2 separate regions of the Homo sapiens genome follow, and region 1 is linked to region 2. The links are chromatin loops, found by intact Hi-C in ENCODE. Cell type or tissue: heart right ventricle. All regions are shown on one strand. Each heading gives the region's core, and the rest is flanking DNA. Links, peaks and the distances in the headings are about the cores only.

Region 1 (12,534 bases), core at 2,010-10,009, 140 kb before region 2:
AAATGAACCAGAACTACAGGGTGCGGAAGATCAAGGACCCTGAGAAGATATGAAGCTGAGGACTCAGCTTGATCACTTTCCACCTGCGTGCTCTTAGAAAACTCAGCCACTTTAAGCCTCAGTTTCCCCAAATGTTTAATAAAAATCACAGTATACCCCTCATCATAGGGAGAAAATCAAAGGTGTTTAAAGCTGATTGCCTGGCACAAAGTAGCCCTCAATGCTCCACAGTAATTTTATCATTATTAGCTAAGATAATTATTTCATTTTAAATACTTCTGAACACACTTAAGTCCCTGGAAGGTAGAGGTTGTAAACAACTAAATTGCTTTTCATTGCAACCACCTGATAAATGATTTTTTTAAATAAAGGTGACAAAATTACAATTGCATTCTTTTTGAGACAGGGTCTCGCTGTCTGTCACCCAGGCTGGAGTGCAGTAACACAATCATGGCTCACTGCAGCCTCAACCTCCTAGGCTCAAGCGATCCTGCCACCTCAGCCTCCCAAGTAGCTGGGATTACAGGTGTGTGCCACCAGGCCTGGATAATTTTCTAATTTTTTTGTAGAGAAGGGGTCTCGCTATGTTGCCCAGGCTGGTCTCAAACTCCTGGGCTCAAGCTATCCTCTTGCCTTGGCTTCCCAAAGTCCTAGGATTACAGGCGTGAGCCACTGCGGCCAGCCACAATCATGTTCATTTCTAACAAAGGATCACATGGTAGAAAAATAGCTCATTCTGCAAATAAAAGCAGTGTATGCAATACCTAACCACAAGCACCCTGATCAAGAGAAAACATTTCAAAATATTTTCTTTAAAGATCCCTAAATTGTCACAGGGAAAAAGGCCAAGGCATAGTACAGACTTGAGCAGATTAGTCAAGAATGTGATTTGATGAATTAAAGAAATTACATTTTGGCAGGGCTGAAGCAGAAGGCAGGCAAAATTCCAAGTTTCTTCTGGTTCATTCAAATGAGCAGTTCCCTTCCTTTGTGCAGCTAATAACGTCATATTAAAACATATTATATTTAAAAGGTCAAAAAGCCATGTGAAAAGAAAAAGTCACTTAAGAATCTTCTAGACATGTGCCAGGTTGACATGAACACCATTATCAAATATTGTTTAACAACTGCTGAGGAGATGAGGGTGTGCGGCCTTCATAAAAATGAGTTTGAGTCTTGGCTTGGGCAATCACCGGCTAACTGACCTTAGTTAGGCAGGTCCTTGGAACCTCCTAATTGGTCTTCTTGCTTCTACTTTCGTCTTCTTCCTGTTCATTCTCCCACAGTAATCACACAAGCAGGCCAGAGCTCCCTTTCTACCTCAGGGTGTCTGCATATGCTATTTCCGCTTTTCCCCCTCAGAGCACCCGCTGCCAATCTTCACACAGACAATTCGATCAGTCCTTCAGGTCTTAAGTCACTTCTCAAGAATGCCGTACTTGCCTAGGCTAGATTAGATCCTACTGTTACATGCTCCCTTTATTTTTGTTTTTTTGAGACAGGGTCTCACTTACCCAGGCTGGAATACAGTGGTGCGATCATAGCTCGTTGCAGCCTTGACCTTCTGAGCTCAAGTGATCCTCCCAACTCAGCCTCCTGAGTAGCTGGGACCACAGGTGCACATCAACACACCCAGCTAATTTTTGATTTTTTTTTTTTTTTGTAGAAACAAGGTCTTACTATGTTGCCCAGGGTGGTCTCCAACTCCTGGGCTCAAGCAATCCTCCTGCCTTGGCCTCTCAAAGTGCTGGGATTACAGGTGTGAGACACTGCACCTGGCCCCTTATTTTGTAACTCTTATCACCATTATAACAACACCGATGGTATCTTTTTAATGTCGTCAGTCTGCCCTACTAAACTGCAAGCTGTGTGGAGGCAAGAACCATGTCTGTTCACTGCTGTATTTCTAGCACCAAGTGGAGCGTCTGGAGCACAGGTGAGAGTAACCATTATAAACGGTCCTCACCATTGTCCCAGCCATCCAGAATAACCAGCTAACTTCACAGAGTTAAGAGGTAAACACTTTCAGATCAGTTGGGTTCACAGATGTGCAATATTGTCAGATGAAAAGTAAATTCAACATCTTCCTGGTTTCCAAAGGCAGAATCAAGAAAAACCTGAAAAACAACTGCGGACCCTCTGAATTTAAACTGACAGCTAACTTCAGATTCAAAATTTGGGAATCACGCCTATAAAACCAAGCAAACTAGTAGATTGACTCTGGTATGAAACACCATCATGGGTAACAGCCCTGCCTCCCATCTACTCAATCTGGACAAAAAGAGGGAAACAGGCAAATGTGTGTGTCTTCTGCTTGCCCTTATTCTTCATCTTTCCACTTTTATTGTAACTGCGAAAAGCCCCAGGCAACAGAGGGGGAGAGCTGCCTGAGCTTCTTATGACAATCTGGTTATACTGAGCCACACATGTTGTATTAACCATGAATTGACACCCCAACCCACATCATGTTCCTCATTCATTCCCATCCATTTTCCATCTTGGCTTTCCTCCCTGACCCATCTCTTTTTCTGCTTTCCTTTACTTTCTACCACTCAACTTCTCTCAAGATGTGAGGCACAAAGATACAGCAGAAAGAGGGCTGGATTTAAAGACTCCTGGAGCCTTTTCCTGGAGAAACTGCTAAAACATATCACAGGAAATTATTCTGGAGTCTGGGAAAAAGAAGACTTTAATAAAGTATAGACAGTTCGGAGAAAGAATGGAAAAAGAAATAGGATGAAATGAAATTGTTAGGAAGAAAAGATGCCTGGGCCTTACGCTCATAATTAACCTTGTAACTCCCACACCGCCAAACATCTACAGTGAAGAGCTTGTGTATCTTCTTAGGCTGCTGGCCACTACCTTGCACGTGAGAGAATTTAATCCAACAAAGAAGAACAAATCACTTTCTGACAATGGTGTAATGTTTTTGTTTTATTAGAGACAGGGTCTCCCTCTGTTGCTGAGGCTGGAGTGCAGTGGCGCGATAACTCATTGCGGCCTCAAACTCCTGACCTCAACCAATCCTCCCACCTCAGCTTCCCAAATTGCTGGGATTATAGCTGTGAGCCACGCCACCTGGCGTGGTGTTTTGATAAGATACCTTATCTGTTCTTGCTGTTTAGCTCAAAGAAATATACTGTTCGAGATCTGCAATCAGGCTTCATGTACGGATGCAGGGAAAAAGGAGTGGCTAGGCACTGTATTATTAAATAAGAAGGAGGTTTTTTTGGTAATAAACACCCTATAACGGCTTTCATAAAACCCAGTTAAGATTGGAGCTTTAGAATTACCAATATCCAAAACAATACTTAAAATTACAGTATCCCTGGGGGGAGGGGAGGCGGTTGGGGTGGGGGAACCTACCACAGACTGTCTGCTTATTTATCCCACCTGCAATGTGATTGCTTGCAAACAGGTAACTCGTGATTCTGAATAATTATCCTGCATCCAACCCAGTGGTGTTGCGACTGCTGACATTCCTCACGAGAAAGCAAGTCCTTGCTTTGAAAGGTGTCAGTTATGTGGAAAGGACCAAAACCCACCTCAGTGTCCCCAGTGTTAATTCTCCTTTGTATATTACCCTAGGGAACTTTCTGACCACTGCCCCCTCAACCCAGGACTTTGTGCGTGCCACCCCCCAACCTCCATTAAGGTTCATTTTACCCTCTGGAAGCTAGAGGGAAATGAAAGCAGTCCCAGGAAGAACCGGGCTTATTTCCTCCACACAGACAATAACCGCCACCTGCGTGAGGATTTACGCACCAAACCGTCCCCTCACCCCGCTTCATAGTTCCTATGTCATACAGTCACAGCCACTCATACCTCAGAGGACGAGGAGGAGAAAGGACAAAGGGGCCAGGTGGCTTGGGCAGAGGGAGGAAAAGGTGGCTTCTCTTTCACACTCCCACAATACAGCTATTGCCGGTGGAAGCCAGGCTGCTCCCCATCTCGGGCTGTGTTGAGACAGCTGTTGGAGCCAGAATAGGAAAAGGAAGGAAAAAACTGTCCTCCCTAAGGACTGCTAGTTTTTTATTTTGAAGGAAGGAAAACTGCTTAACATGAACGGGACCCCGTCTTGAAGCACTGTGGAGCTTTCATCTATCAGTTTAGTTCTATCCTGCCATGAACCAATCCTTGGCAATTCTCACTAGCAAGCTGGAGAGCCTGAACATGAACGAAGTCAGCCATAGGAGGAGGCCATTGTTGACTCTTTCCCAAAGGGCACAGTCAGTGACAGGGGTCTTCGGCAGGCACCTGGCACACAGTCACATCCACTACAGGAAGTCAGCGGGGAGACCTTACAGGAAGGTTCTGGGAGGGGGTCTTCTCTACTCTCTCAGGCGGACTGCGAGGACTGTCAAAGGAAGAGTGAGGAAGAAATAAAATCAGAGAAGGTGAAAAGCTGAAAATTCACACAGGTTTCTTTGTCCTGTTTTTCTGTGGAAGAAGTAGAAAAAAAAAAAGAAAAGAAACTTTAGAATTATTGGTGGAATTATAATGAAAAAAGGTAACCTTACATGACCATATCTATAATTTCATGCAATGATAGTTCTTTGACCAGACCATAAAATTTCTGTCATTTATATATTTGCATTTATTGTCCCCCTCTCTTATTTTATTTTTTAAAAATAAAGATAGGGTGTTACTATGCTGCCCAGGCTGGTCTCGAACTCCTGGACTCAAGCAATCCTCCCATCTCAGCCTCCCAAAGTGCTGGGATTACAGGTGTGAGCCACTGTGCCTAGCCTCTATTTTATTTTTATTACATAAACATAACGTGGTCATTATAAAACTTTAAAAATCTTGATAAAAAAATTTTAATTAAATTCAATTCCCAGAGAAACTATGCAATTAACATTTTAGTATATCCTTTCATTTTTTCTATACACACATAAAAATACACGATGGGTTAGTTGGTAGGGGTGTTTGTTTATAAAAATTTCCTATATTACAACTATTGGAATTTTTTCACAGAAGTCACAAATATCTGTTTGTGCAAACAAATGTCTGCTTTCTTTTCTTAAACATTCTTGAGAAACACCCCTGCTATTTAGCGTTAAAGTCATCCCAGAAAGCATGTGAGGGCATCTGTACGTGCTGCTGAGAGTTTAAAAGCCAAAGAAGTAAGTACCAAGTTCACGTACAACAATAAAAAGCTCAGGAACCCCCCAACTATCTCACTGACAAACCTTCAGGAAGCCCTCCTGAGTTAATACCTAAAATAACACCAAGAAAAAGCTGGGACTCTTCCCTGGCGGATCTTTTGAAGTGAGAAAAATCTTTTGTAACCACTTTTACTGAAGATGTGTAATGTGGTTTAGAATGACTGCTGATACTAAGGTTTAAGAATTATCTTACTTTCCCTTATTTATCCATAATACATATTATTTTCTCTAGAAATCCTAAGGAATTTTTTAGTACTAATGTAATAAAAGGATTTGGCCAAACCATGAAATACATGAGAAATAGTTTTCCTAACTATAGAAAACCATATGCTATCATAGTTATGAAGGAAGATTATGGATTTCATGGTATAGACAACTTAAACAGATGTTTATCAACACTTCCTGCAGTCCTAAAGAAAAAAAACATAAAAAAAAGTCAGATGATCTCAGGCTTCTTAAATTACATGATGAAAGACTGCCATAATCAGAAATAAAGTTTAACATCAACATCCTTCAGCCTAAAACTTACCACTTTTTGTCCACCACCACCTTCCTCTTTCACAGCATGGGCTAGTCCACTGCAGAAATGTGTTTTACTATTTTGTGGAGTGCCAGACCAAGCAGTTATACAGAGACACAAGAAAAGCATGCTCATACCGTTTATATAATGGTACCCACCATGCAGGAAGAGAATTCTTATCACTAGCCCTATCTTTGAAACCATGTGAAAGACAATTTAATAGAAAGAGGCCTAAAATATATCTGCATAGAGTAATTCAGAAGGGAATGTGCCCACAACCAAGGCTTGCCTATCTCAGATTCAACATGGCCAGCAGTTTATTTTAATCCGTCTCCCCATCACCATCTTTAAATTAAGACACTTCCTGTTTTTAACCCAGTCTCATTGCTTGCACACACTGTGCCAAATCTTAATACTCAAGCTCGTTTTCATTCTTGCACAGGCTTTAGATTTACACATCGTTGCGGGGTAAAATATTTCTGAAAACAGAAAAGGCAACTTTGCTCTTCAAACTTACCCAGGGCTTTCCGAGACAGTTCTGTGAATTCAAGTCCTTCCCCATTGACAAAATGTTACTGTAGACTTTCTTGTTAATTGAACCCAAGATACTGCCAGCCTGACGTTAGAGGGGCTCACAAAACTTAGCCAGCAACCTTTTGTACTGAGCAAAACACAGATTATCAAATGAGCAGCCAGCATGTCTAAGGGACTCTCGTGCTGCAATGTGAGAAGGCTGAAAAAGAACACCAACAGAGGGAGCTGCTAATTAATTCTCCTCCTCCGCATCAGCCCCAAATGTTTCAAACAACAACCGATCTGGGAACACAATTTTGACATTGTTGAGATAATGACCTGATTTGTTCCCAAAATGCTGGGAGAGCTGCTGCAACCCTATCTGGTGAGAACCATTTGTACTCTTTCCTTCCCAAAGCCAGAGTAGGCTCATTTCCAAAGACAAGGAATACTTCCTGTCTTTTTTCCAAGCCTGACAGTCAAGGGGCTAACTATGCATTAGAGCCTTATCAACATAGCACTCAAGTATGGGCTACTTTAGATTAGCCCGTACTTGGTTGCCAAAATAGAATTTCCTGACAGATACTATTAAAATACAGATGTTTTACAGTGTGCCCAGAAACAGAAATAAGGACACAAGATTGCCTTGCATTACAGAATTTACTGCTTGGGGGAGTGGGGGTGGGAGAGGGAATAGTGAAAATGGCTACATAAGAATAAACAAATGAAAACCTATAACATGATGAGTAAGAGTTCTATGGTAGAGAGGTAGGAGAGGCAAGGTGAAAACTGCCACAAGCAAATGAGACTGCAGCAAAGTATGTAAGGAGCCTGTTCTCAGGTCCACCCACCTCCAGCTATCACCCTCTCTGACCGCCTTTTCCCATGAGCCTGAAAGGGTCACAGACACCAGCGTTTCTCAGCACAACTGGTGTTTGGGGCTGGATAATTCTTTGTTGTCAGGGGTTGTCCTGGACACTGCAGAGTGTTTAGCAGCATCTCTGGCCTTTACACACTAGATGACAGTAGCACCTACCCTCTCTGATTCAGCTATAACAATCATAAATTTCTTCGGATATTGCCAAATATTCCCTGGGAGGCAACATTGCCTTCGATTGAGAAGTGCAGATATATCCTAGGCCACCACGCATGGAAGGTGTATTCTGCACACTAAACAAGTGCACCCAGCTAAGGTGGCACATAAGAGCTGAAGTCCCATGCACGGTCCACTCACCAAGCCAGGGACTGTGTCCATCCAGAAAGGCACACATTTTCTAATGTCTTCAAAGGCTCTGTACTGGCAGGGTGTGGTGGCTCACACCTGTAATCCCAGCACTTTGGAGGCCAAGGCGGGTGGATCACTTGAGGTCAGGAGTTCGAGACCAGCCTGGCCAACATAGCAAAACCCTGTCTCTACTAAAAATACAAAAAAATTAGCCGGGCATGGTGGTGCATGCCTGTAATCCCAGCTACTTGGGAGGCTGAGGCAGAAGAATCACCTGAACCCGTGAGGCAGAGGTTGCAGTGAGCCGAGATCGAGTCACTGCGCTCCATCCTGGGCGACAGAGCAGCGAGACTACATCTCAGGGAATTTAAAAAAAAAAAAAAAAAAAAAAAAAAAGGCTCTGTACAGGCCAACAGTACTGCATCTCCATATGCTGTCACGCTGCCATGAAGTCCCTGAAAGTTCTTGTTGCTAAGCCCAGCAAAATGACTCAATTCTCTTGGCTCTGCAGGAGCTAATGCTGGTAACCACTGCCTCCTTGAAAAGCACCCATGAAGATTTCCTCCACCCTTTCTGTCCATTCCTCCTCAGTCTCCTTTGCAGGTTGCTCTTCAGAGTTCTGCCCTAAGCCCTCTTCTGCTCCCCCACCTCTAACTAGGTGATCTTATCACCTCATCCGCTGCAGTTACTATCCACATGGGAAAGACTCCCAGAACTCAATTCATTCTGCTCTTTCTCTTTTCTGAACTTCAAATGCAGGGTTCAAGCTCACATTTCCCCTTCAATGATCTGTAGATGCTTGAACTCAATCTGTCCATAAATGAGCTCATCCATCTGCCCTCCCAAACCTCCCAGGCTTCCTTTCACTGAGTAGCAGCCAGATCCTCCCAGAAGTCTGGGCACTGGGCTTGATGTTTGCCTCTCCCCATTCAATCAACTCACAGAGATTCTCCTCCTCAACCGCCATACTGAGTAGCAGCCAGATCCTCCCAGAAGTCTGGGCACTGGGCTTGATGTTTGCCTCTCCCCATTCAATCAACTCACAGAGATTCTCCTCCTCAGCCGCCATTTGTCCCCTTTTTCTAGCCCCAAGGTCAGCTCAGGCTACAGTGTCTCTCACTGGGGGATTACTGCAGGTGCCTCCGTTCTCAGGCCATCCTCACATACCCAAGCTGGAGGGATTCCTCCAGCCAGCACTTCACCTACCAACTTAAAACTTGCCAGTGATTTCCCACAACTCTTGAGATAAAGTTTAAAATTTCTTAACAGTTTACCAGGCCCTTTATGACCTACCCTCCCACCCCCACCCAATAATCACACACTAAACTCTCTTTGGTTCTAAACACAGGATGCTCCCCCTCCTCTCCTCTTCCCCAAGTCTACCACTTCACCTGGCGAACTCCACCTCACCCAACAGGTTTCAGCTTCAACTACGACCTCCACCTCCCATTAATGTTCCCAGTATGAAGCGCCCATAACAGCCCGTACTTCCCCTATCAGAGCGCTTACTCTGCATATCTGTCTGGTTCCCCAGCGAAATATGTTACGTCCTCACTTTGCATCATCCATCAGCTTTGGCCTCACTTATTCCTCCACATAGTGTTTGTTGGCCGGTCCATCTATTAATTGCTCATCTCAAATTTGTTATGGCTCATCAGCAATAGTGAAGATAAGAAGTACGAAGACTACAGAATGCCCCTCTCTGCACCAGATGCGGTAGTGATGTTAAAATACATACATGACACAGAACTAGCCCTCAAATATATTAAAGTGGGGAAATGACATAAGAAGTTAACAGGGCCAGGTGCAGTGGCTCTTGCCTGTACTCCTAGCACTTCGGGAGGCCAAGTGGGGGGTGGCTTGCTTGATTCCAGGAGTTCGAGACCAGTCTGGGCAACATGGCAAAACCCTGTCTCTACAAAAAATAAAAAAATTAGCCGGGTATGGTGGTGCACACCTGTGGTCCCAGCTACTCAGGAGGCTGAGGTGGGAAGATCACTTGAGCCTAGGAGATGGAGGTTGCAGTGAGCCATGGTCATGCCACTGCACTCCAGCCTGGGCAACAGAACATTGTCTCAAAAATAAAAAATAAAATAATAAAATAAAATAAAATAAAATAGAACATGAAATGTTATATTTACTAAGCAAATAAAGATAGCGTAAGAAAATAGCCAGGTAGGTAGGAAACAAAAAACTGAGAAATTATCAGGATTAAAGAGATATGATATGGAGCCTCCTAATAGAGAAGCCCTGGATTTGGATTCAGATTTTGAAGACGGTAAGGGGCAAAACAACAGGCATAGAAATTAACTAGAGAAATGTCAAGTCTTGCAACAATCAACTACTTTTTTAAATCAATTAGAGTTATGTTTTTTCAAGTGGAAACTTTGTAAACTGCTGCTAGTTTTCCATCTGCACTGACAGCATAATGCACAATGGTCATTTTCTGGTGAAATGAGAACAAGTCATTGAGATCTGTACTGACTTCCGTAGAAGGACAAACACGCAGTAGTGTGTCTTCTGAAGCTTGCGGATTTTCAATTTTTTTTTTTTTTTTTTTTGAGACAGAGTTTCACTCTTGTTGCCCAGGCTGGAGTGCAATGGTGTGATCTTGATTCACTGCAACCTCCACTTCCTGGGTTCAAGCAATTCTCCTGCCTCAGCCTCCCGAGTAGCTGGGATAACAAGCGCCCGTTACCATGCACAGCTATTTTTTTTTGTAGTTTTAATAGACATGGGGTTTCACCATGTTGGCCAGGCTGGTCTCAAACTCCTGTCCTCAAGTGATCCGCCCACCTTGGCCTCCCAAAGTGCTGAGATTACAAGCATGAGCCACCGTGCCCGGCCTCAATGTTCTCCAAGCACATTACATTGTATAGAAAAATTAATAAATACGTTGGGTGACAAGTTAACTTATTACCTTTAAGGGCTTATTACCGTTTATCACTTTTCCTCCCACTTTTATTAAGGTTATAATTAAAAAATAAAAATTGTATATATTTACAATATACATGGTTTGATGTACATAGACCTCGTGAAATTAAATCTAGCTAATTAACATACCCACCTCGCACTTATTTGTGGTGAGAACATTTGAGAGCTAATCTCTTAGTAATTTCCAAGTATACATTAACTACAGTCACCACACTGTACAATAGATCTCCAGAACATATTTAACTTAACTGAAACTTTTTACCTTTAACCAACGCCCTCCCAAGCACCGCTCATCTCCCAGCCCCTGACAACCACCACTCCGCTCTCAGCTTCTGTGAGAGTTTGACTTTCTTGGATACCACATATAAGTGAGAAAATGCAGTATCTGTCTTTCTGTGCCTGGCTATTTCATTTATGAATAGGTTCATCTATATTGCTGCAAATGACAGGATTTCTTCTTTTGTAAGGGTGAAGAGTATTCCAGTGTACACATATACCACATTTTCTTTACCCATTCATCTACTGATGAACACTTCCACTGTCTCCATAACTTGACTATTGTGAATCATGCTGCGAGGGACACAGAAGTACAGGTATCTCTTTGATTTCAATTCCTTTGGATGTATACCCAGAAGTAGGATTGCTGGATCATATGGAAGTTCAGTTTTTATTTTCTGCAGAACTTCCATACTCATACTATTTTCCATATTGGTTGTACTAACATTCTCATCAACAGTCTAAGAGGGTCCCTTTATCTCACATTTTCCCAACACACTTGTTACCTTTTGCCTTTGATAATATCCATTCTAGTAGATGTGAGATGATACCTCACTGTGGTTTTGTATTTTTTAGTAGAGACGAGGTTTTGCCATGTGGCTAGGCCAGTCTTGAACTCCTGACCTCAAGTGATCTGCCTGCCTCGGCCTCCCAAAGTGCTGGGATTTACAGGCATGAGCCACTGCATCTGGCCACTCACTGTGGTTTTAATTTGCATTTCCCTGATTAGTGATATTGAGCACTTTTCATGTATCTGTTGGTCATCTGTATGTCTTCTATTGAGAAATTTCTATTAAGGTCCTCTGTTCATTTTTTTTTTTTGAGACGGAGTCTCGCTCTGTCGCCCAGGCTGGAGTGCAGTGGCGCGATCTCGGCTCACTGCAAGCTCCGCCTCCCGGGTTCACGCCATTCTCCTGCCTCAGCCTCCCGAGTAGCTGGGACTACAGGGGCCCGCTACCACGCCCGGCTAATTTTTTGTATTTTTAGTAGAGACGGGGTTTCACCGTGTTAGCCAGGATGGTCTCGATCTCCTGACCTCGTGATCCGCCCGCCTCGACCTCCCAAAGTGCTGGGATTACAGGCGTGAGCCACCGCGCCCGGCCTGTTCATTTTTTTAATCCGGTTATTTATTTTCTTGCTATTGAGTTGTATGGGTTCCTTGTATATTTTATATATTAACCCCTTATCAGATGTATGGTCTGCAACCATTTTATCCCATTCTACAGGCCATCTCTTCATTCTATTGTTTGTTTCCTTTTCTATGCAGAATTTTTTTTTTAGTTTAACACAATCCCATTTGTCTATGTTTGCTTCTGTGATACTTTTGAGGTCATATCCAAAACATCATTGCCCAGGCTAATGTCAAGAAGCTTTTTCTCTGTGTGTTCTTCAAGTAGTTTTATACTTTTGGATCTTACTAAGTCTTTAGTCCATTTTGCAGTCAAATCCTCTACCCCTGAGCCATGCCCCCAATCTTTAGTCCATTTTGAGTTGATTTTTGTATATGGTGTGAGAAAGGGGTTTAATTTTTCTGTATGTGGATGCCCAGTTTTTCCAACACCATTTATTGAAAAGACTCTCTTTTCCCCATTGTGTGTTCTTGGCAACTTTGTCAAAGAGCCAACCGACTGTAAATATGAATTATTTCTGGGGTCTCTATTCTGTTCCATTGGTCTATATGTCTGTTTCTACACCACTACTATGCTGTTTTGATGACAGCTTTTTAGTATATTTTGAAGTCAAGTAGCATGATGCCTCCAGCTCTCTGTTTTTTTGTGTTTTTTTTTCGTTTTTCAACAAACCAAAACTTAAGAGATGCAGCAAAAGCAGCACTACAAGGAAGTTTACAGCAATCAACTCCTATATTAAGGAAGAAAGAGCTCAAATACACTTAACTT
Region 2 (8,000 bases), core at 1-8,000:
AATATATTATTATTATTATTATTATTTGTGATGGAGTTTTGCTCTTGTTGCCCAGGCTGGAGTGCATTGGCATGATCTTGGCTCACTGCAACCTCTGCCTTCCAGTCTCAAATGATTCTTCTGCCTCAGCCTCCCGAGTAGATGGGATTACAGGTTCCCGCCACCACACCCAGCTAATTTTTGTATTTTTAGTAGAGACGGGGTTTCATCACCTTGGCCAGGCTGGTCTTGAACTCTTGACCTCAGGTGATCCACTCGCCTTGGCCACCCAAAGTGCTGGGATTACAGGTATGAGCCACTGCGCCCAGCCTAAATTTTTAATTTGTGTGGGTACATAGTAGGTGTATGTGGGAAGTTTGATTACTAACTCAATCTTTTTACTTCTGTAGGTCTATTTGGATTTTCTATATCTTCTTGGAGTCAATTTTAGTACTTTGTACCTTTTAAGGAATTTATCCATTTAATCTAGGTTATCAATTTGATGGCTTTCAATTGTTCATCGTATTCTTTTATAATCCTTTTTATTTCTGTAAGGTCTCTTGTGATATGATTGTGTTGAATCTTTCAATTATGATTTTAGTAATTGAGTCTTCTTCCTTTTTTCTTGGTCAGCTCAGCTAAAGATTGGTGAATTTTGTTGCTCTTTTCAAATAACAAGCTTTTCATCTTGCGGATTTCCGTGATTGTTTTTCTATTCTTTATTTCATTTATTTTGGCTATCACCTTTGTTATTCCCTGCCATCTTCCTGCTTTGACTTGTTTGCTCTTCTTTTCCTAGCTCAGAGTATATTCTTTTGACATTTTGTTAAGACCATGTACACATATTTATTAAACTATTCAAGAGCAGTATATTAAAATAAAAAATAGGCTGTATTTATAGCCCCAAAGAAATGAGTTCTAACGTCCACCCAAAACCATGCACAGGCATGTTCACGGCAGCTGTTTTCATAATACCCAATACCCACAAATAGAAAGCAGCCCAAATGTCAATTTACAGAAGAGAAATTATAGTAGACAAAGGAATATGACATACAGTTGAAAAAAAATGAATACTGACACATGCGACCACACTAAAGGATGTCACAGTCACAACATTCAGCAAAAGACTATGAAATTCAACAACAGGCAGTATTAATTTCTAATAATAAGAGTCAGAATAGTGGTTACTTGAGGGGGGCCTGTAACTGAGAGAGGATAATGGAATATTATATTTTTTATCTGACTGGTGGTTACTCAAATATATTCACAGGAAATATTAATCGCACTTTACACTTAGGATTCAGGTTCTTTATATAAATTATACTATAATAAAAAGTAAATAAAATATATAGTGGAGTATCTGGAACCTAGTCATAGATGTTCAATTTTAAAAATATACATCTTGCCGCAATAAACATATGTGTGCATATGTCTTTATAGCAGCATGATTTATAATCCTTTTATTGCGGCACTATTCACAATAGCAAAGACTTGGAACCAACCCAAATGTCCATCAATGGTAGACTGGATTAAGAAAATGTGGCACATATACACCATGGAATACTATGCAGCCATAAAAAAGGATGAGTTCATGTCCTTTGTAGGGACATGGATGAAGCTGAAAACCGTCATTCTCAGCAAACTATCGCAAGGACAGAAAACCAAACACCGCATGTTCTCACTCATAGGTGGGAACATCACACACCGGGGACTGTCATGGGGTGGGGGGAGTGGGGAGGGACAGCATTAGGAGATATACCTAATGTAAATGACGAGTTAATGGGTGCAGCACACCAACATGGCGCATATATACATATGTAACAAACCTGCATGTTGTATACATGTACCCTAGAACTTAAAGTATGATAATAATAAAAAAAGAATCCAGATTTAAAAAATATATACATATATATACATTTTTTTCTTTCAAACAAAATAAGGCTACATCAGAATTCAACGTTATATAGAAAATATTAACCAAAATTTTAAATGACTCAGACTCTTGCACTGTGGCTAAAGTAAGATAATTGTAAATTGCATTTCAAAAGTTTTTCTTGTTCTTAGTCTGTGGTCCCGGCAATGGGTTGTGTTTTGAATTAGGCATTGCAATTTGCTGGCTTAACACAAAGATGATAGACAATTTCTAAATGCTTGAAAAACACTGTGGATTTAACGATGCATAGACACTTGTGGATATACCCAGGTGTCAGAGATCCAAGGGAAACCCAGTGGAAACTGGAGCTGTAGCTCCCTAGGGGTTCAGGTACTGAGATGCGTCCTTCTGGCCCTTGCCCCATGGATGTACAGGTGTTGGCAAGTCTACCAACTGTCTTGGAAGCAAAAGAAAAAAAAAAAGGAAGTGCTGATCAATAGGAAGTATTGTTGAAGCATGACATTTTTCTGAGGTTTTAGCTTACATGATGAAGTTGTGACAGTGTATCTAATGACTTTCCAGGAGAGTAACTGACAACCCAGCAATCAGGGATTACTGTGTTGCCAAAGGAGTTACACTGTTAATTACTCTTTTGGGGGAGAAAGGGTACTGTGTGTGTGCATGTGCACGCGCGTGTGTGCGTGTGTGTGTGTGTGTGTGTGTGTGTTTGAAGAATGTATCTACCTGATTAAACATAATTACATGATTATCTCTGAATATACTCTACCTTGTTGCTAGTAATATAACAGCAACAATTTTACAAGGAATCCAGAACAGAATGTCATGGCTGTTTCCAGCTAGAATGAAAATAGAAAATAGAAACTACGCTATTGTAAATACTAAAGATGTTTCTAGAAATCACTTAAAGTACTGCTATTAAAGGACAACTAAGAAAATGTATGTACATGTTTGTGCATGAAGGCAATTTTCTTTGTGTTCAAACTTTCTTCTCAGTATCTTACTTATTAGCATAAGTGTTCGGTGCACTTTTTGTTGCTGTGGAAATTTATGTTAGTTGTAGGGTAGAACATTCTACTGAGATAATTGGGAGAAATTTAGTTAGAGTTGAGAAGAGAAGATAGAATTGAAGCCATGGAAAGTGAAGTTCTCAAAGGATATACTCAGGCCAGTTTATCTGGAAGGAGGCAGAATTGAGAGCTAAAAGCATGAGATTCCCCACACTATCCTGCCAGGAGACGCAGACATAGAGTCACTTCAGCGGTGTCAGCCTGGGTACATAGCTTGGGACACATGTGACTGTTGCAGTTGCACGAACTCGATGTGCTCCTGTATTTGTTTCATGCAGGAACCTCCTGTTTCCTTCACTAAATTGTAAGCACTTTGAGAGAACTTGAGAAATTCCATTTAGATAAAAATCCATCCATAACATACAGCAATGCTACCATTAATTAGCAAACATTATTCTGGAAACCTCTTTAGCATAGGAGTCATGGGAACAGGTTCCCTGTGCAGGGAGATGGTTTGGTATAGGAGAGTGGGTCCTGGGAAGGGACTGGGAAGACCATGGCTTTAGATTTCGTTCTCTGTTATGGAATAGTGGGCAAGTTCCTGCAATTCTGTATGCCTAATCTAAACACCAGAAGTGTTGAATCTCAACTACTTTGCAATCCTAATCATCTTTGAATCTGAGTCCCTGGATGGTGAGCTCTTGAGGGGCAGCGAATTTTGTCTGTTTTGTGCACTGATATATCTCTGATGTACTCTAACACCTAACTGTGTCTGTCCCATGGAAGGCATTCAATAATTGTTGAACGGAATGAATAATATTTTAGAAGGCATTATCTTTTTCAGTCCAATCAGATAGGCTGTGGGTTTCTGACTCCATGAGCTCACGGAGCATAGGGAGAGAAGGAAAGAAGGGGGTGGTCTACCTCTCTGTCTGTTGACTTCTAGGCTAGATACTGCCACATGTCCCTGAGTAATCAGATAGATAAGAGGTAAAAGGATTCAGAAGCCCTGGATGTGTGGTGTCTCTTGGCCTGAGAAGCACTGTCTGCAAGAAACCTAATCTGGGCATGGGACAGCTGCCTTCTCAGCAGCCATTATTTCCTTCATCAGCTTTGAACCAAGTGACATCTTGTGGTTGCCTCTGCATGCTATCCCCTTTGTTAAAAATGGCTTTGCTCCTAGGGAGTTCACTAATCAAAGCATCCTTGGGAAACCTGCTATAGCAGAACTGGTAAATTCCACTGAAATAGTTGACCAAGAAAAGTCATTTTGTAGTTCTTACCCATCCCTGGTGCCTTTCTACACAAGAAAGGCCTTTCTTGTGCCTTGTGCTTATGGGTACCATATTCTCAAGACAGATGTTTCTACTCCTCAGAACTGGTCAACTACAGTAGAGTTTTTTACCAAGTGTGAGAAGCTAGACTGCAAATTTTATTAAAGAACATCTGTTTTTTTGGCTTCATCTTCCATTTTAAATGCCAGAAACATACCCTTCCCCTTCGGCATCCAGGGCAGCAGCCAGTTCTGTGAAGAGGAGCCCGGTGAGGAAGTGCTGCTGGCGGTACTCGGAAGTCAGATCGAACATGCTGGCGATCTTCTGGTCCTGGAAGCTGGAGCAGGAGCTTGAGTTCTACAGAAACGTAAGGAGCCATTTTATGAGCCACAAGAACTGGAATGAAAATAGCGATGGCCAGTGTTTACTGAGTCCTCGCCCCAGCCAGGCTTCGTGAGCCCTCCCCAGTGAGGTAGGTACTCTGGTGCCAGATAAGGCGGACAAGGAAACTGAGGCACAGAGTGGTTACTGCACTTTCCCATACCCACAGAGAGAAGACTGCCCAGCGGGAAAGATGAAAATAAAGCACCCCGGGTCTGTTGAAAAATGAATGACGCTCCCTTTCCCACCTGAAATCAAAAGCTGAAGATAAAAATCCTAGCATAAAAGTTGGACAGAGAAATAAGAACCTCACCCAGTCCTGGGGCTGGGAACAGGCAATTCCTCTGTAACCAAATGCCCCCTTTGTTTAAGGCCCTGCTTACTCAGGTACCTTCTTTTTTTTTTTTTTTTTTTTTTGAAAGACAGAGTGTCACTCTGTTACCCAGGCTGGATTGCAGTGGCATGGTCTCAGCTCACTGCAACCTCCCTCTCCCGGGTTCAAGCAATTCTCATGCCTCAGCGTCCCAAGTAGCTGGGATTACAGTCACACTACCACACCTGATGCATTTTTGTATTTTTAGTAGATATGAGTTTTCATCATGTTGGTCAGGCTGGTAACTCCTGCCTCAAGTATTCCACTCCCTTTGGCCTCCGAAGATGCTGGGATTACAAATGTGAGCCACCGTGCCCGGCCTCAGCTACACTTCTGAATTTGGCTTAAGCACATTGTCAGACTTTTGCTGGCCTGGAACTACAAGTGATGTCAGGGAGGGAAGTATTAGATTTACCGGTCCTCAGTAATTCCTGTCCTGTATTTGTATCCTGGGAGCACACTTTATATTTCATTAAGAGCATCTAAAGTGTCTTTAGAAATCCTTCATGGTTTTGTGAGCCTGGCCCCTGGGTTTGGCCACTCCCTGGGGCAGTCAGAAGGGGAAGGTGGGAAAGAACCTAGGGTAAGCTTAGTCCAGGGAAGTTTTAGGACTTAAGCTGCTGGGCAGGATGGAGCAAAAAGTTTATACATTTTGAATTGCTGCTTGTGAGTCAGATCTTTCCCTGTTCACAGTAAGATGGTCATGTAGCTAATATCTGGATCATGCCATATGGCATATATGGCTAAGATTTTTTTTTCAATTAGTAAGACAAGCCTTCACTTTTGTACTAGTATCAAGGAATATGCAACAGAAATATAACCTAATAATGAGAAATTTTGCCTGATGCTCTGAGCTACTGATGTGTTCCCTATAAATGGAATGTGACTATCAAACAGCATGTTCTTAAAGTTATTCCAGAGTAACATTTCAAAAAATGTATGAGGTGGGGTGGGGTTTCCATGTTAAATCATTTGGGGAATCACTGCTTATCATGCACACCTCCTCCCATTTCCTCTTCTGCTTCTCGTGCATTTGCAATTGACATGAACAAGTTAAAACCTCTTAGAGGGCCTGCTGCAAAGAAACCTGGTGAATACATGGTTTCCAAAACTTATTTACTTTGGAATCCTCTATTTGCATAATATAACAATTGGCTAATGTCAGACAAAGGAAGATTTGAGACTTTTCTATGAGTTTCTAAATTTCATAGGGCTTATTGGATTCTTGGCTTTACTTAACCTGATCAGGGAGCCTTGAGCCTGGGGAGAAACCAATTACTTAGATTGTTAATTCTTAGCTAGTGGTGTAACTTCAGGGTAGCATACTTGATCTGGTTTGAATTGTTTGATTTTTTGTCAAATTAATAAGACTAACCTTTATAGGAAATACATGATTAAACTGAGCTAGTTAAATGAAATAGCTTGAATAATTCTTTTAGTTAAATAATTCTTTTATTACCTGGGAAGATATGGAAGGACAAGGAGATGTTGGAGCAGTATCAGCATTCATAAAAAAAAGGTTCAGATTGAGGTAATGCTCATGGCTACAGAGGATTCTCAGGAACTCTAGCCTCATGGAAATGAGCGTTGGAAGGTTACTGAGCTTGGCTGACAGCTGGGAAGAAAAATGAAAAGAGGAATGAAACATTTATTACAAGGTAAGTGGAGTTGAGGTTGGCAGACACAAAAATATCCTTTCTCTCCAGGTTAAGGCAATCAATTTAATAAAAACTAATGGGATAGTGCAACAGATGGTAAATTCTGCATTACAGAGAGGTCTAATAAATTTTCATTCATTACTGTTCCCCTTAGTGATTCTAGCCTAGTAGCTGTCCAGAATGAGGATTCTTATCCCGATTTCCACTTTATCAAATCTTTAATACCATGGGAAGCCTGTGCTGAAAATCTTGAGGTACATCTTCACCGTAACATAATTAATTTTACAAAAACTCTACTATGTTCGAGAAACTAAATGAAAGGAGTTGACCTCATATGAGCCTGTATGAAACTAATAGAATATGACTAGATGACTTTTATACTACAAGTGTTCTCTCGTAGTTTCTAATTAAAGGCCCCATTGGAAAGTTGTAGAACCAGTTCCCTAGAGAAAGGCATCAAACTGTTTAGCAAAGTACATAGTACCTGCAAAAAACTCAAGGAGCTTGTCCCAGACTGAGAGAGGAGGAAATGGAGAAGAAAGAGAAAGAAAGCTAGAAGAGTTTTTAGGAAAAATCTTCCTTTAAAAAATAAACCATGAAGCAAGCAATGAAAAGCAGAAAAAGGTGACTGTCTGGAAGAGACCCCTTGCTTCCCCCAGGCAAGCTGAACAACTGAAAGACCCAGACTCAGAGGCAGCTCCTCTAAAGGCAAAATAGGGGAAGGAAGGGGCGCTGATGCACCTTGAGCTCCTCAATATTTCATCATTATCACCCCCCACCCCAGCACAGAAATATGAAGCATCATCCTTGTGATAGACATGCCTCCTCTTCACTCACTTCAAGAGTAGTTTGTTTTTTAAACTATATATATATATATATACACATATATATATATACACATATATATATATATACATATATATATATACACATATATATATACACATATATATATATGTATATATATATATATATATATATAGAGAGAGAGAGAGAGAGAGAGAGAGAGAGAGAGATACAGAGTCTTGCTCTGTTGAACTGGAGTGCAGTGGCATGATCTCGGCTCACTGCAACCTTCATCTCCCAGGTTCAAGCGATTCTCTTGCCTCAGCCTCCCGAGTAGCTGGGATTACAGGTGCACATCAACATGCCCAGCTAATTTTTTGTATTTTTAGTAGAGATGGGGTTTAACCATATTGGCCAAGCTGGTCTCGAACTCCTGGCCTCAGGTGATCCTCCCGCCTTGGCCTCCCAAAGTGCTGGGATTACAGACTAAACAATATAATTTAAATGAACACATATTTTCAGCCATTTTACAAGAAGCCAATGTGTTGTGGGACATATTGCCTACAGAATTAATTCATAGTTAGACATCCACTTAAAATAAGTAAATGCCATTATATATTATTTTAAAACCAAAACATATGACTTCTA

What was found. Peaks named below come from ENCODE experiments on the same cell type or tissue, not always from the same donor. Only the 100,000 strongest peaks of a DNase experiment are listed, where the experiment ranks them.
Region 1: a loop joins it to region 2, with 2.4 times the contacts of the local background. A loop is called at or near these places in 12 of 110 quality-filtered maps.

Annotation. Positions count from the first base shown.
Region 1 is chr9:541,013-553,546 of GRCh38, reverse strand. The region is part of intron 1 of KANK1 (KN motif and ankyrin repeat domains 1); the gene reads right to left. Among named protein-coding and RNA genes, the nearest start is that of KANK1, 43 kb to the right of the region's middle. In heart right ventricle, for the core only: a CTCF peak has its summit at 6,437 (motif pointing right); a DNase peak (open chromatin) is centred at 6,459; H3K4me3 peaks cover 2,208 bases; H3K27ac peaks cover 4,966 bases.
Region 2 is chr9:403,441-411,440 of GRCh38, reverse strand. DOCK8 (dedicator of cytokinesis 8) reads right to left here. Exons shown (of 48, transcript NM_203447.4): 27 at 6,368-6,523; 28 at 4,372-4,511. Among named protein-coding and RNA genes, the nearest start is that of DOCK8-AS2, 63 kb to the left of the region's middle. In heart right ventricle, for the core only: a CTCF peak has its summit at 4,013 (motif pointing left); no DNase peak of the experiment used is centred there.